Linked DNA regions of Homo sapiens: region 2 is linked to region 1. A link is an interaction called in ENCODE POLR2A ChIA-PET data of the cell type or tissue named here. Cell type or tissue: HCT116. All regions are shown on one strand. Links, peaks and the distances in the headings refer to the core of each region. The heading gives the core; the rest is flanking DNA.

Region 1 (7,657 bases), core at 2,180-6,179:
GTGGATAAAGACTTGAGGCTGGCAAGGTGGCAGAGGACAATGGCACGAGGGCTGGAATGGCAGCAGACTGTGGCTCTGATTAGAAATGAGACACTCCAGGACCCAAAACTGGCTAGGCCTAGGGTACGCTCGAGCTGCACATGTAAGCCTGTGAAGGCTCCAAAGTTATTTGGGGAGTAAAACCCCTGGAAGAGAGAGGACGTACCGCTAATGAGAACTGAGGGTGTGGAGCAGGTTTGGGGAATTACTGTAATGTGACCACAGGGCACACCCCAGCTGAGGAAAGCAAGAACTCACCAGCTACCTGTGTAAATACTATCCTTTGTGCTTGACAGCAACTCCCCTTTCTTTCAAATGACATGCACCTCTTTCTTTCCTGATTTTCAAACAGCCCTGATTGCTAAACTTGTAATTGTGGTACTCTATGGGAACTCTTTTTTGGGGGGGCAATGGGAGGAGTCTCACTCTGTCACCCAGGCTGGAACGCAGAGACACGATCTCGGCTCACCACAATCTCCACTTCCTGGGTTCAAGCAATTCTCCCTGCCTCAGCCTCCTGAGTAACTGGATTACAGGCACCGCCACTATGCCCGGCTAATTTTTGTGTTTTTTTGTAGAGATGGGGTTTCACCACGTTGGCCAAGCTGGTCTTGAACTCCTGACTTCAGGTGATCCACCTGCCTCGGCCTCCCAAAGTGCTGGGATTACAGGCATGAATCATCACACCCAGCTGGAACTCTTAATTCTTTCTCAAATCAGTTAGTCCTGGTGCATAAGAAATACCAATACCTCTCTAAAAAAAAATTATCTTTTATGACTTTCTAAAATAAAACATCACAATATGAATTTCAAACTGTTCTGTGTTCTACTGATCCCAGGCAAAACACACACATGCACACACACACACGAAGTTTAAGTAGAACCTTACTTAAGCAATTTGAGTCAAAGGAACATGAGAATCTGAAAGGTTAGGATGGGTTTTTGTTCCCTTTGGCCAAATCCTAGAAGGCTTTGCCTACTGGGGGCCCCACTGCTTTTAAGACAAACAACAGGGAGAAGAACAATTGGAAGCACAAACAAATCCTTTCAGTTTCTTTTGTTATTTTGAGGCAGTCTTTGAGGGTGGCCAGTTATAATAAAAATATGAAAGAAAACTAATACACACACACACACACACACACACACACACACACTGATTTATAATTTTTATAATGGAGCATTTAATATTCACATTCTTGTATGGAAAATATTCTTATTTTTCCCAATCCTGCTTCATTCCAAAAGCATTTACAAAAGAGACAGCTCTGTCTTTAACTCACAAATGAGAAAACAGAGGCCAAACTGTGTAAGTGACTTCCCTATACTCACATACCCAGGTGTATGGCCAAGTTGGAATCTGAACACAAGTCTTTTGAATTAAAATGCCATAATCCTTCTAGAAAGTACAGAAATGACACCATCATCCTCTTAACAGAAACAGAGATCTGGATGAAATATCAAAAGACAAATCCTGCTTCCCTGTTCACTCAGAAAGGAATTTGCTATTGAGTAAAAGGTAAACATGCCATGGCCTCTGCAAACAAAGTGTGATTTTTTACTATCCTGTATATTAATGAAATACCATCACAGCCAGCAAGATGAGAACTTACAACGTGAAGCTAAGACATGAAGGCTGAGCCGTTACCGTCCTCAAATTGCAATCTTTTATATATATAAAAGAAATAGGCTGGGTGCAGTGGCTCAAGCCTATAATCCCAGCACTTTGGGAGTCCGAGGCAAGTGGATCACCTGAGGTCAGGAGTTCGAGACCAGCCTGGCCGACATGGTGAAACCTCATCTCTACTAAAAATACGAAAATTAGCCTGCCGTGGTGGTGGGCGCCTGTAATCCCAGCTACTTGGGAGGCTGAGGCAGAATTGCTTGAACCCAGGAGGTGGAGGTTGTGGTGAGCTGAAATCGCACCTCTGCACTCCAGCCTGGGCGACAAAGTGAGACTCCATCTCAAAAAAAAAAAAAAAAAAAAAAAAAAAAAAGAAAGAAAGAAACAGGCCCAATTTATCTGTTATAGTGTTGAAAAACATCAGTGTGGCATTAATCTCAAGTAAGTAAAAAAAACAGGAAAAGAATGAGAAACTTAAGAAATCTAAAGAGATAGAGAGTATCATCAAAAATAAATTTTTCAGAAAATATTTTTTCAAAACATGTTTAACAAACTCTTAAAAGCAAATAATCCACTCAATTTTGGTGTAGAGCCCTTTCTCCTAATGGATGACTGCAGGAGAGATGATTGTGGTTCCTTGCTTTACTTTTGGGAAGGGCTGGACGAGAGGAGTAAGCTGGAGGATAAAGTGCAGAGAAATTATGGCATGCATAGAAATTGTTAACATGTACTCATTAGTGAGTACACAGAGTGACAAGATGTAAACCAGAAAATATACACCCGATTAATATTTCTTCTGGGTTTTCAAAACCCAGCAAAGCTTTCAACCATTGTCCTGAACAATTCTCAATTTCAATTCTAAAGCAACAGCAACCTGAAACCCTGAGAACAGACCATAGACATGTATGACAATAAATACATGAAAATAAAGGAGAAAAATTAAATGCAATTGTCAAATAATATCTTTAAGTGGAAGAAGATATATTTGTGAAAATTCAGCAGGAAGACCTTATCTTTTTTTCTAACAATGTAACATACATAAAGTCCAATGGAGTAGCTCTAGCCTCTCTATAAGTACATGTATGTGAGATGATTGCCAAGGACCTTTGCAACTTTACTCAGTAAATTATAATCATTTCTTTGTCTTGATGCACTAATATGTAACAACTGTGGGGGAAAATACAAGTAAATAACACCTTCCCCCAACCAGTCATTTTAACATGCAGCACTCTGCAATAATTATGATTCCATTATACATTCAAGTCCACCAGGACAGCAGCCCTGCCTAGAATAAACTTCAGGTTAGAGTCAGTCTGATAAACACTGATTAACAAACTACTGACATAGTAACAAACTAAAACCTATCTGACTTCTATAGTGATTTTTTTCTTATGTTTTGTACAGTTATTGGGAGCATGCATATTATTTGAAAATATTAATAACCTGAAGTTGTTTTCCTTGTTTATTCTTCATCTGGTGCCATAGTCTTCACTCATTTTTGGGGGGAACAATGAGGATGCAAATAGAAGTGGTAGAGTAACGCAACCTCACTCTGCAGGCAGCTTTGGACACAGAGCATCTTGAAAAAGGCTCGCACTGGAGGAGGTAGGGTCATCTCTGGAGGACATTTGGGCTTCCTCATGGCACACAGATTATTCTGGGGCCTGCCCCAAATGCCATGATGCCTTGTGCCAAACAGAGGAAAGGAGGGAAAGCTACCTTCTTAACGTGGGTTAGTGGCTTTTACCTCCCTTTATTAGACACCTAGAGGTTCCTAACCCTGCCTGGGCACTCAGGGGTATGGGATGTTGGGGGTGAGGCTGTGCTCCTGGAGAAGGTAGGAAAGTATGGTCAGGGATGGGGAGAAACATCTGCAAAGAATGCACATAGCAAGACCAGAGAAAGTGAATAACCAGCAACCCTCACGGCAGCCCATTGGCATCTACAGAACAAACTCCCTCTAGGTACAGCAGATGCCAATCTTTTGGCTCACTAATGGGCACAGTTCAGTGGCCCAGTTTACTTTAGGAAGAATCTGGGCCTGGGGACAAGGGAACACAGTGGAGCACACCCTTACTGGGGTGCAGAGGGAATCAATCTGTTCAGAGTTTATTTGGGTACGTGCAGAACTTGCTTAACTGTCCACCTCTGCCTGAAAAGAGACAATTATGATGTAGGAAAAGAAAAAGCAGCAAGACTAGATGTACTCAAACACAATAAATATTATGTTTTCTTGCAAATGTCCTCAGCAATGAGATACAGAAGCAGAGGAATTTAAAGAGCACATCCAAGAGATCTGCACAGTCAGAGAAATCAGTGACTTTGTTTTATGTTTCAGTTTTCCAGGCAGGACCAATTAAACCTGTCTTAATAAAATTCTCAAGCAATGCTGACATGATTCATCTGTGTAGTATTATAAGAGTTTAGCAGGCCCCATTTTAACCTTGGTCGAGTTTTATGACTCATGTAAAACATTCTGAAAATGACTCAGGGAAAAAGAGGGGACATAGTGAGATAAAAGTGGAAGAGGTGAGTCATGAGATCTGAGTTCTTATTCCCCAGATCAGTAACTAGCTGTGCGGCTTTGAACGGGTCCCTTCACTTCTCAGAGCCTCTTTTTCCTCGTGTGAAAGAAAGGGAAGGAATTTTTACAGTTTTATTTGTATGTGTCTATTTCATCTCCATTTTATTAAAAACTGGGCTCAGGTTGAACACACTTGGTCAAAATGAACCCTCTTTCTAAATGCCAATTCACAGGATTGTTCCATATCCAGAGATGTGTGGATGGAAAGGTTCCTTATTCAAATCTTATTAATGAATTCCAGACACCCAGGACACCCCCAGCAACAAGGAATCTTTCGCTGAGTTGGTTCATGCCATTTTTGGACAGCATGAATTATCACAGATGTCTCCAGGTAATATGTCTCCTCATAATTTCTACGTCAAACTCACTTTTCTCTACTCTAGTCACATGTATGCATAAATTGCTTTACTAGAAATGGGCAGAGAGATTTTGGAATTTTCATTGCCAACATCACAATTTCAAATAGGAAAAATAAAAAGCTTTTTTTCTTCCAGCAGAGAATGCATGAAACTCAGTTGATAATTCTTACAAATGGTACCAAACAAAGGAAGAAAATACCAGAACCAATGGGCTAATGCAACACAATACAAAGAACAGAGGAGAATGGGAATTTCCATGAAGTGGGTAACCTATTTTTGGCAAGGTAAATGAAACATTAACATATTATATTAGAGTAATTCAGGTGAAAGAAAACATACAGCCTATAAACTTTGGGATGGGGGAATGATTGTGGCAAATAGCTTCTCACTGTGCTTGTATTAGCATAACTAGTAGATATAAGCTCATTTTTCAGGGTTTTATGATTCTGACACTATAAATCCAAAGTAGACTTGAACTTGTTAAGTACATGATTCATATAATTTTGTTTACATAACTGAACTAAAGAAAGGAAGACAAGATAAAAATTCTACTACGGAATTTGTTGTTTTCTTTCAAGCATTTACAAATATTAGAGATAATCTTCCTTTTTATTTAAACAAAACTGTTTAACATCTGCTTTTTATAATATTGTTATTTCTTGTGAACATTCAGGTTTGAAACTCTTGTTCCCAAGAATTACTTGCAAATATCACATAACTAAAATTCCAAAAAAAGAAGCATGCACACACCCCATAACTCCAGCAAATCCTTGATTAACTGAAAGTCAAAACCCAACCAAACAGAATTCCAGATGAGCTGAAGCTTTTCCTTTCCATATGACTTTTATAAGAAAGTAGGAAACTACAAAAAAGATACAAATTTATTTAAAGCAAAAGATTTGCTGAACATATCGGTAGTTTAGTACATATTCAGCTTCACTGTCCATGCTTGGTATAAAGTATTGTACAAAAAACCATGCTCATGATGAGGTATGAACTGTTCCTTTTATCTCTACCTCAAATTCTTTTGTGGAACAAAGCAGAATGTAAGCAGGTATTATCTTTTATCTCTACAACTTTAATGCTTAGCACATTGATTAGACCTGCATACTAAAATATTTGTGTTAACAAATTAATAAAGAGTGGCAAATTAGAGGCAAAGCATGCTAAATTTAAAAAGATTCATGATTGCTCTGCATATGGAACGTAAGCTCATAGCATCTTAAGGTTTAAAGAGACCTTGGAGACTTACTTAGCCCTCCTTGGTGCAGGGCTCCTCCAAGAACATTCTAATGTTTTAAAAAATGCTTTGGTATTAGCTACCATATTGGGAACACACGCACATGCGCACGTGCATACAAACACACACACACACCCCTTATTATTTCAGTCTTATGAGATAGATGTATTTATCTTGCAACCGGGGAAACTGAGGTTCAGGAAGTGACAGAGGGAAGACAAGGAAGAAGAAAAAGTCAGAAAGAAGTGTAACATGTTTTTGCCAATTCTTTTCTATGGTCTAAGATCCAAGAATAAGTAAGAAATTAATCAGACAAGATGAAAATGTGCCTCCCCTGCCCCATGCAAATACCAATATTATAACTGACTTACTGAGATATATGAAGCTAAGATAGTCCCTGGAACACACTACACACATAAATGTTAGCTTCCTTTCTTTTCAGTATGTTACAGCATCTTGGGGACAAGTAAAGATATTTAGGACCCATTCTCAACTCTGAAAATTTTGGAATTATCGCATAACTAAAGAGAGTTATGAGGAATGCTAAAACCCTTTCCCCTAAGAATAATCAGTGTAATTGTGTTTCTTACTTTAATTTAAAATTCAACGTGTATATGTCTCCTTCCCCCCGCCCCAAGGATATAAATAACTGGAATGACTGAATACAGCACAAAATACAGACGTGGGGAAAGGGTGGCAGTTTTAACTTTGAAATTCACTATACTTGTCAGTTAAAGTCAGGCCTAAAGCATTAATTTATTCTGAAACATTAATTAACTGGAGCTTTTTTGCATTTAATTTTCTCTGGCATTTTGGAATTTATTCTAAGCCCTGTGGAAATGGCAGGTCTGATGTTATTAAAGTTAGCCTTTCAGAAAGTCCTCAAACTGAAGACTCCTACACATTAAAAAATGCTGAGAGTCCAGATAATGCAAACCTAAAGTATTATTAAAGGGTATTCTTTACACATGAAAGAAAAACCTTACGTTTATTAAAAATGAATTAAACTGTCAGAAGTCTTCAATTTTACATAATGTTTGAGCCCTTTAAACACATAAAAAAAATCTAAAGCCAGTTTCATTTTTTTATTCATTCATTCACCCACTCCTTTAAGAATCTGTTGAGTGCCAACTATGTGCCAGGCAGATACTGCTCCAAGTGGGGCAAGCAAGGTCCTGTTCTTGTGCAGTTTACAATCTAGATGGGAAAATAACAAACAACAAATATGTAAGAAAATATCGAAGAGAGATGAGTACTATAAAGAAAATTAAAGAGTAATGTAATCAAGAGTGACTGGTAAGGCCTCTGTGAAGAGGAAGAACTTATGTCAAGTCCTAAATGATCAGCAGTTGGCTACACAAAGTCTGGGGGTAAACATCTCAGAGAGAGGGATACACGGTGCCACAGTGGGGAGGTGGGAATGAGCCAGACAGGTGTGAGGAGGAGGAAGGCAGCCATAGAGTCTAGGCCACCCGGCAGATGAGGGTGTCGGGGTGTAGAAGTGTGTTTGGTGGGATCAAGAGTTGTATTTTGGACATATGGAGTTTTAGATACCCACTTAAAAGAATGGTATGATAAAACACTAATGTACAGCAATTCCATGATCGCCCAGAGTTAAGAGAGGAATTGGGAATGGAATTCAGAGATGGATGCCAGTGACTGCAGCGACGTAAGGTAGAAGACCACAATTCTCTAACAAGCTTTATCCCAAGAATCACTTTAGATATTCCATTTAATCGGCTAATATTTAATTTAATATGCCCCAAATTCAACATAGCAGACACTATGTTCCTTAATGTTCTATTAAGGAAAGG
Region 2 (7,657 bases), core at 2,170-6,169, 270 kb before region 1:
TATTTTGAATTTTGAAATTCAGAAATAAAAGCATCTCCGTGCCTAGAACTTTTTTGTTATATAAGGAAGTCAGGGAAAGCTTAGTCATTGAATATTAGAGTTATAGAAGGGCTTTCAAGCATAATGCAAATCACTTTGCTCATTTTGTGGATGAGTAATGAGAATCCTGAAATGCAAAACCCAAAACATCTAACAATACCTAAACGTGATTGTTTTCCTAAATGAACCCTTATTTATTTATTATAATCTTGTTGAATACTAAAGGCACAGTCTGTAAAATTTGACTCGAAAATTTAGTTTTCACTTTTTCCCATTTTATTTTCAGTATCCATCTGACAAGTTTTTCCAGGCAGCTTTAAATTGCAGCTCTGAATAATTATGTCTATCTCAAATGGTTTTGAACCATATTTTTTAGCAGTTTATTTTAGTGAAGTTTTTGTTTTTTAAAGAATCAGACCTTGAGGCCGGGCACGGTGGCTCACACCTGTAATCCCAGCACTTTGGGAGGCCGGGGCGGGTGGATTACCTGAGGATAGGAATTCAAGACCAGTCTTGCCAACATGGTGAAACCCCGTCTCCACTAAAATACAAAAGAATTCGCTGGGCGTGATGGCGTGTGCCTGTAATTCCAGCTACTCGGGAGGCTGACGCAGGGGAATTGCTTGAAGCAGGGAGGTGGAGGTTGCAGTAAGCTGAGATCAGGCCACTGCACTCCAGCCTGGGTGACAGAGCGAGACTCTGTCTCAAAAAAAAAAAAAGAATCAGACCTTGAATACCTAGTTTGTACAGTTTCTAATGTCTTGATGCCAGAGCTGATTAATTATGCTATATATTTGTTTTCTAGTTAAGCTTTTAAATAAGCCTAGTGGCTATTTGGAAGTTGGTATGAATTAGTAAGTTTTTAGTAGCTATTAGGAGGGTGGATTTTTAAAATCTTTAAAAATGTATGTTGCCAGATACATGTCTATGATATTTATTTAAACTTTGTATTTTGAAGTAATTTTAGATGTAAAGAAAACTTGCAAAAGTAGTACACAGAATTTCTGTATGCCCTTTGCCCATCTTCGTGTCATGTGAGCATCTTACATGACCATGGTACATTTATTTAAGAAACCAATAGTTTAACAGTGGTACAGTACTATTGACTAAAGTACAAACCTTACTCAGATTTCACCAGTGTTTCCATTACTGTTCTTTTTCTGTTCTTAGATCCAGTCTTTAATTCCTCTTTGTATTTAATTGTCATGTTGTCTTAGTCTCCTTGGTTTCCTCCTTATCTTTCATAACCTTTACTTTCTTGTGAAGTACTGTTAGCATTTTGTGGTGTTGTTTGTTTTGGTAGCTTGTCTCTCATCTTGGTTTTGCTCGATGTTTTCTCATGATTAGATTGAAGTTATGCATTTTTGGGAAGAATGCCATAGAAACAGTATTGTACCTTTCTCAGTACATTTTATCAGGGAGTATGTGATGTCCATACATCTTATTACTGGTTATAATAATCTTGATTGCTTGTTTAAGATTGTGTCTTCTGGATTTCTCCACTGTAAATAAAGTTATTATTTTTTTCCCTTGTAATTAATGAATATTATGAGGGAGCTACTTTGAGACTGTGGAAATATCTTGTTTCTCCTCATATTTTCAGCCACTAATTTTAGTATCCCTCTGTGCATCTTGCCTACGATTATTGTGGTGTTTGCCTAATGAAGTTCATTACTTGTATATTTATTAGTTGATCATTACGTTAGAAAGAATTTTCTTCTTCTCCATGGAATCATTAATTTCTTCTGTGAAATAAAGTCTAATACCATATTTTTTTTGTTACTTAAATTGTTTCAGCTTTAGCCATTTGGAGCTTTTCAAGTGGGCTCCTGTATTTTTTTTTGACATGCTCCACCCCTCTCTTAATTCCTTTTTGTGGACTGCTACTTTGCTTTAAAGCGCCACAAGAATTTCTCTTATCTTATAGATTGTCTGCCTCTCCTCTCTGTTTTTTTTTTTTTTTTTTTTTTTTGAGGCGGAGTCTCACTCTGTCGCTCAGGCTGGAGTGCAGTGGCACCATCATGGTTCATTGCAGTCTTGACCTCCTGGGCTCAAGCGATCCTCCCGCTTCAGCCTCCCTAGTAGCTGGGACTGCAGGTACATGCCATCACACCTGGCAAATTTTTGTATTTTTTGTAGTGACAGGGTTTCACCATGTTGGCCAGGCTGGTCTCTAACTCCAGGTGGGCTCAAGCGAATCTGCCCACCTTGGCCTTCCAAAGTGCTGGGATTACAGGCATGAGCCACCGCACTGGGTCCTAAAGCTTATTTTTACCATACTGCACTAGCAGACCTCATCTTTTCTGCCTTCATATAGTTCACATGTGCAGCATATTACTTTAGTTAATATCTCTTATTTACATGTAATGAATGTCAAATTGGAGGGAAGATTTCTCTAAATGACATATTCCCACCCCCACTCCCAGTCCTCAGTAGACTTTTATATTGGTTCTTCCCTTGCTCCTCCTCCAGCCTCTTTCCCATTGTAAAGTATATACTTGCCTGTCCTAAATGAGTGGGTTTTGCCCTAGTGAAGATACAAGGGGAAAGGATATTCTGGGAATATAAGCTTAAACCTAAGAGAAGAAAAAATTTAACTTTGAGTAGGAAGGAAGAATCTAGTTTTGATAATTTGCGAAAGGAGGAAGGACATATCCCAGATTCTTGTCAAGAACAGTGTGGGGAATGAGACATGGCAAGTATTGTTAAATTGAAATAACATGAATTTTATAATAGGAAGTTTAATAATTTTGTTTGTTAACTTCCTCTTAGGATATTACCTTCCAAATGATGATGGAGAATTTTATCAGTTCTGTTACGTTACCCATAAGGGTGAAATTCGTGGAGCAAGTACACCTTTCCAGTTTCGAGCTTCTTCTCCAGTTGAAGAGCTGCTTACTATGGAAGATGAAGGAAATTCTGACATGTTAGTGGTGACCACAAAAGCAGGCCTTCTTGAGGTTGGTGTTCACAGTGAGATAGTGATTCATTGATAATTTTAAGAACAGAGCTCATGTTGGTTGGCATTTTAAGAATTTTAAGGTTATGTGAGAGTTGCCACAAAAATCGAATGCTTTGGCTGGGCGCAGTGGCTCACGCCTGTAATCCCGGCACTCTGGGAGGCCGAGGCAGGCAGATCACGATGTCAGGATATCGAGACCATCCTGGCTAACACGGTGTAACTCTGTCTCTACTAAGAATACAAAAAATTAGACGGGCGTGGTGGCAGGCACCTGTAGTCCCAGCTACTCGGGAGGCTGAAGCAGGAGAATGGCATGAACCCGGGAGGCAGAGCTTGCAGTGAGCCAAGATCGTGCCACTGCACTCCAGCCTGGGCGACAGAGCGAGACTCCGTATCAAAAAAAAAAAAAAAAAAAAAAAAAAAAAAAAAAAAAAAAAAAAAATCGAATGCTTTTTAACTAAAATAATAAATTTAGAGTGTCTTTTTTTGAAATGCTTAAAAAAATCTTTTGGCCACAATTATGCTGTTGGTTCCACTGTGGCAGAGACTTTCCCTAGGGCCTATCCTTATTTTGCGCATAGTGGATAGTGCAGTAAGTACCAATTGGGAGAGTTTAGGTCTAAAGCTTTCCTTATGTTCCTTTGCCTAACTTTTTGTGGTGGCGTAATCAGTTCATTGTAGAATGTTACCGATTTGGGGATGAAGCTGCTTGGGATAATGGTGTAAATCAATAAATCTAACTGTAATTGGATGTGAACTTTGTTTCACTACCATGAGCATTCTCTTTCTAAAGTGTGGCAGTGAGTCAGGGGAGCTTCCCAGTCTCTTAATTTAGATTGGACATTTTTAGAATGATTCCTGTTGTACTTCTGATGAAATGAATAAGCCTAGATTAACCATAATTTAAAAAGAAAATTTAAAAAGCTATTTACTCCTTACTGTTTTTGTAAATAGAATATTGTGGAGTCATGATCATGGCTTTAATATAAATTTACTATGTAGATGGTCTAATAATGCCTTGTGTATTAATTTTTAGTAGTCATTGACAGAAAAAATAGAGTGACATTCTTTTCTCATTTTAAGATCACATTTTTCAATATCTTTATCCTATACCTAAAAAACTACAGTGTTATATTTGAGTTATTGTGATTAATTGTATATAGTGCCCTCTATTATAATAATAAGAAAAATAGTTTCTCAAATTGGTTCAGTATACATTTTTGGCTAATTTATATTCATATTTCTTCTATTGCAGCTATTGCTTTTTCTTTATAGTTGGATAGATTTTTTTAACATGTAAATATTTAATACCTTTGATTTTACTTTTATTTACCTCAAAGAACTGAGACTGGAGTAAAAAGACAAGAGGTTACAGATAGAATACTTTTATTAGACAGTCAAACTAGGTTAGGAGGAACTAATGATTTTTTATTGTGAATTCTTTCATATCTTTCCTTCCCCTTTACAGAAATTCCTCTCTTATCTTAAAGAAATGTAACTTTTATAGGGTGACTAAAACATTTTGTGGTGCAACTGCCTGATGATCAAGGTTTTTAGCTTTGTATTTGAATGCCAGTCAAAGATGCTGAAACAAACCCAGATCTTAAGAATGCAGTCAGTATTTATATTGTAGCTTTTTGAATACTTATTAGACCACCCTCATTTCAGGGCCTCCAACAGAAAAGTGATGGGCATTTTGGCATTCACATTTATCTTGTACTTTTTCTTCAAGTAGATTGAGACATATCTCATTCTGTTTCACTCCTTCCTACTCCACAAAGGGTACTTTATAAAGAATGTGAAAATTGCTGTTTCTTAAGTAAATATTTCTGAGATTAAATGTTTTTTTAACAAATATTTTGGTGAGTCTTTAAAATTCTCACATTCATTAAAATCTTTATCTAAAACTGCACAAAATTATTACAAATGTGAGACATTATCTGGGGTCCTGTTGACATTAAAAGTGATTAGTGAGACATAATTTTGCAATCTGTGGACCTTGATTGTGTCCTAGATTTAAAAAAAAACTGGGGGGATAGTGAGGGATATTTGACTATGGCCTATTGGAGGATATAAAATTATTCTTAATATTCTTAGCTATAATAATAGTGGTGGTTTAAAGCCAACTGTCCTTATTAGGTGATGCTTGCTCTGAAGTATTTAGGAGTGAAGTGTCTGCAATTTCACATTAAATGGCTTAGAAGAAAAAAGGATACATAAACTTAGGTATATAAAGAGATAAACATGCAAGATATTAATAATCAGTGAATTTAGGTGATGGATGTTTGGATGATCATTGTAAAATTTTAACTATTTTGTATGCTTAACATATTCCAAAATACAAAATTGAGGCAAGAAATGAGACATATACATTCTTATCTAATTTGAATTCTTCTAAAAATGTCTACTTAAGCTTTAGTGAACTCTTGAGAAAGTATATGTGAATTAAATAAATCACTGGAAAAGGTGATTCTTTTATAAAGTCTATGTTGTGCTATGTCAAGATATATCTTTATTTTTAAGTTGCCAGAGTTTTGAGCCAGATTTAATGCCAAATTAATAATGACATTAACCTTTATGGGTGATATACTTGCCTGGTTCTAATTTTCTGTTGACTTTATTGAATGCCATTTATTGCAAACTATTTCAAATCATTTTTTAAAAATAGATAAGATATAAAAAAATTCAATGATTGAATAAATAAACTTTTCCTGGCATTTTGATTTGATTTGTTGGAACAGGTAGAAGAGTCATTCAGAAAGTTTGCAGCTATTCAACTTTGATAAGAGCCATTTTAGAATTTAATCAGTTTGATTTCATAATCCCATGACCCTGGAAAACCAATTTGGGGTGTATGGAGGAAAAACATTTTACCAATTAAATGTATAATACCACCTTTGTTAAGTCTTCCCTGTGAGTCTTCATTCTTCCTGTAAGAGAAATATTAACTTTGTTTTACTATCTTATGACCATTTATTTAGTAATCTTTTAGAATATTGAAGTTTATATTTTCCTGAACTATTAGCTGTTCCCATAAGAATCAGGTATATTGTTAATATGTTGTTACAGTCTGCATGTTTGTCCTAAAATTTGTATTTTTACTTATGAAGAGTGTTTTAATTTAGCCAAGTAGAGGCCATTTTATATATAGAAACTATACATTTCTTGGTGTCTTAAGGAATCAGCACTTTTAGTAGTAATTCCATAGATGAAGGCCTTATATACCATATAGTAAGTTTGTGATAGATTCAAAGATTTCCTATAGGTTTGCATTCAAGAAGAGGTACAACTTTTCCTCTTGGAGTATCTGATTATTACTGTGGATAAGAAAGCCCTGTAATTAACGGGAACATTAATATGCCTTATTTTTAGTTCTGATCTCAAAAATGATTAGCAGCCAACTTCATAATACAGTTCTCTCATTTTGTAATATTTTCTTCTTTGCTCAACCAAAAGAAGGTTTAAATTTATGATTGATGAATTTTTCTAACTGAAGGCTAAAAAAAGGCTGATTGATATAAAGTAGGTAGAATGTAAGAGTTCTTTCTGTGAATGTCTTCATTATTTTTTTTGGAAATGGAAAACTAAATTTGTAATAACATATTTTAGGATTAAGCAAAAAACTAATTAATCTGAGTTTTTTGCTTTATAGTTGAAAATTGAGAAAACCATGAAAGAAAAAGAAGAACTGTTAAAGTTAATTGCCGTTCTGGAAAAAGAAACAGCACAACTTCGAGAACAAGTTGGGAGAATGGAAAGAGAACTTAACCATGAGAAAGAAAGATGTGACCAACTGCAAGCAGAACAAAAGGTTAGTTGTGTCTTATGTAACTGATTGAAGTTGATAGTATATTGCCTGAAACCCACCTTTTTAAAGAGCTGAACCAATTAAGTAAGTGAAAACCAGGTACTGAGAAAAGTAGCCTTTTAGATAGACGTTTATACAAGAACAGGTCAGTTCCTATTAACCTTCTGCCACAGCTGCTTTTATGTTTGTAAGATGGTTAAAATACTTTTAGACTTTTGGTACCAGGCTTGTTGAGGTAGTCCCTGACAACTATTTCCAGATGTTTTACATCTAATTGTAGAATACTTGATTTTTTTTGTTTAGAAATACAATTAGAAATGATAAACGCTGAATAAAGGAAAAATGGGATACATAAATTAAAATTACTTTTCAAAAAAGCATAATTTGGTGAAATAAGATGTAGTATTAGACAAAATTTTGAAATTTTTAATGGGTGAAATGCTATGTTATCCTAAGAAACAAACTAGTTAAAATTGGCAGAATTTCTTGAGCTAAGAAAAAGAGAGACAGGTACAATGAAGCAGAAAACATTGTGGCTTCATTAGTGATAGAAATAGACTTGTAAGAAGCCAAAAACAGTGAAAAAACAGTTATCTAGTCATTGACTTGTTTATTTAATATTTTCACAAGAAAAGCAGTTTGTTCTGAAACTTACACAGACTGTGATCTTATATATTACAGTCTCATGTACAGTAGAGCCGGTTGGGCATATTTATGCCCATTTACAGTATTGAGCTATTGTTTCCTGAGGGTGGGGTCTGTTCTGTTATCCTTTTGTCCAACAAGGCCTCCAGCAATTGCTTAATAATTGCTAAATGAACCGCTAGTGCAGTGATTCTCAAACATTT

What was found. ChIA-PET counts read pairs that join two places held together with the same protein. Peaks named below come from ENCODE experiments on the same cell type or tissue, not always from the same donor. Only the 100,000 strongest peaks of a DNase experiment are listed, where the experiment ranks them.
Region 2: POLR2A ChIA-PET joins it to region 1 with 5 read pairs; 2 of 35 experiments call an interaction of 5 or more read pairs at or near these places.

The regions. Positions count from the first base shown.
Region 1 is chr7:28,033,311-28,040,967 of GRCh38, forward strand. All of the region lies in intron 1 of JAZF1 (JAZF zinc finger 1), which reads right to left. It overlaps LOC105375208 (a long non-coding RNA gene), which reads left to right and starts at 4,206. Exons shown (of 4, transcript XR_001744910.3): 1 at 4,206-4,575; 2 at 4,739-4,887. RefSeq lists an enhancer at 3,592-4,791. In HCT116, for the core only: no CTCF peak of the experiment used is centred there; a DNase peak (open chromatin) is centred at 4,141; H3K4me3 peaks cover 2,075 bases; H3K27ac peaks cover 3,484 bases.
Region 2 is chr7:27,763,023-27,770,679 of GRCh38, forward strand. TAX1BP1 (Tax1 binding protein 1) reads left to right here. Exons shown (of 17, transcript NM_006024.7): 4 at 2,812-2,999; 5 at 6,654-6,812. Among named protein-coding and RNA genes, the nearest start is that of TAX1BP1-AS1, 26 kb to the left of the region's middle. In HCT116, for the core only: no CTCF peak of the experiment used is centred there; no DNase peak of the experiment used is centred there.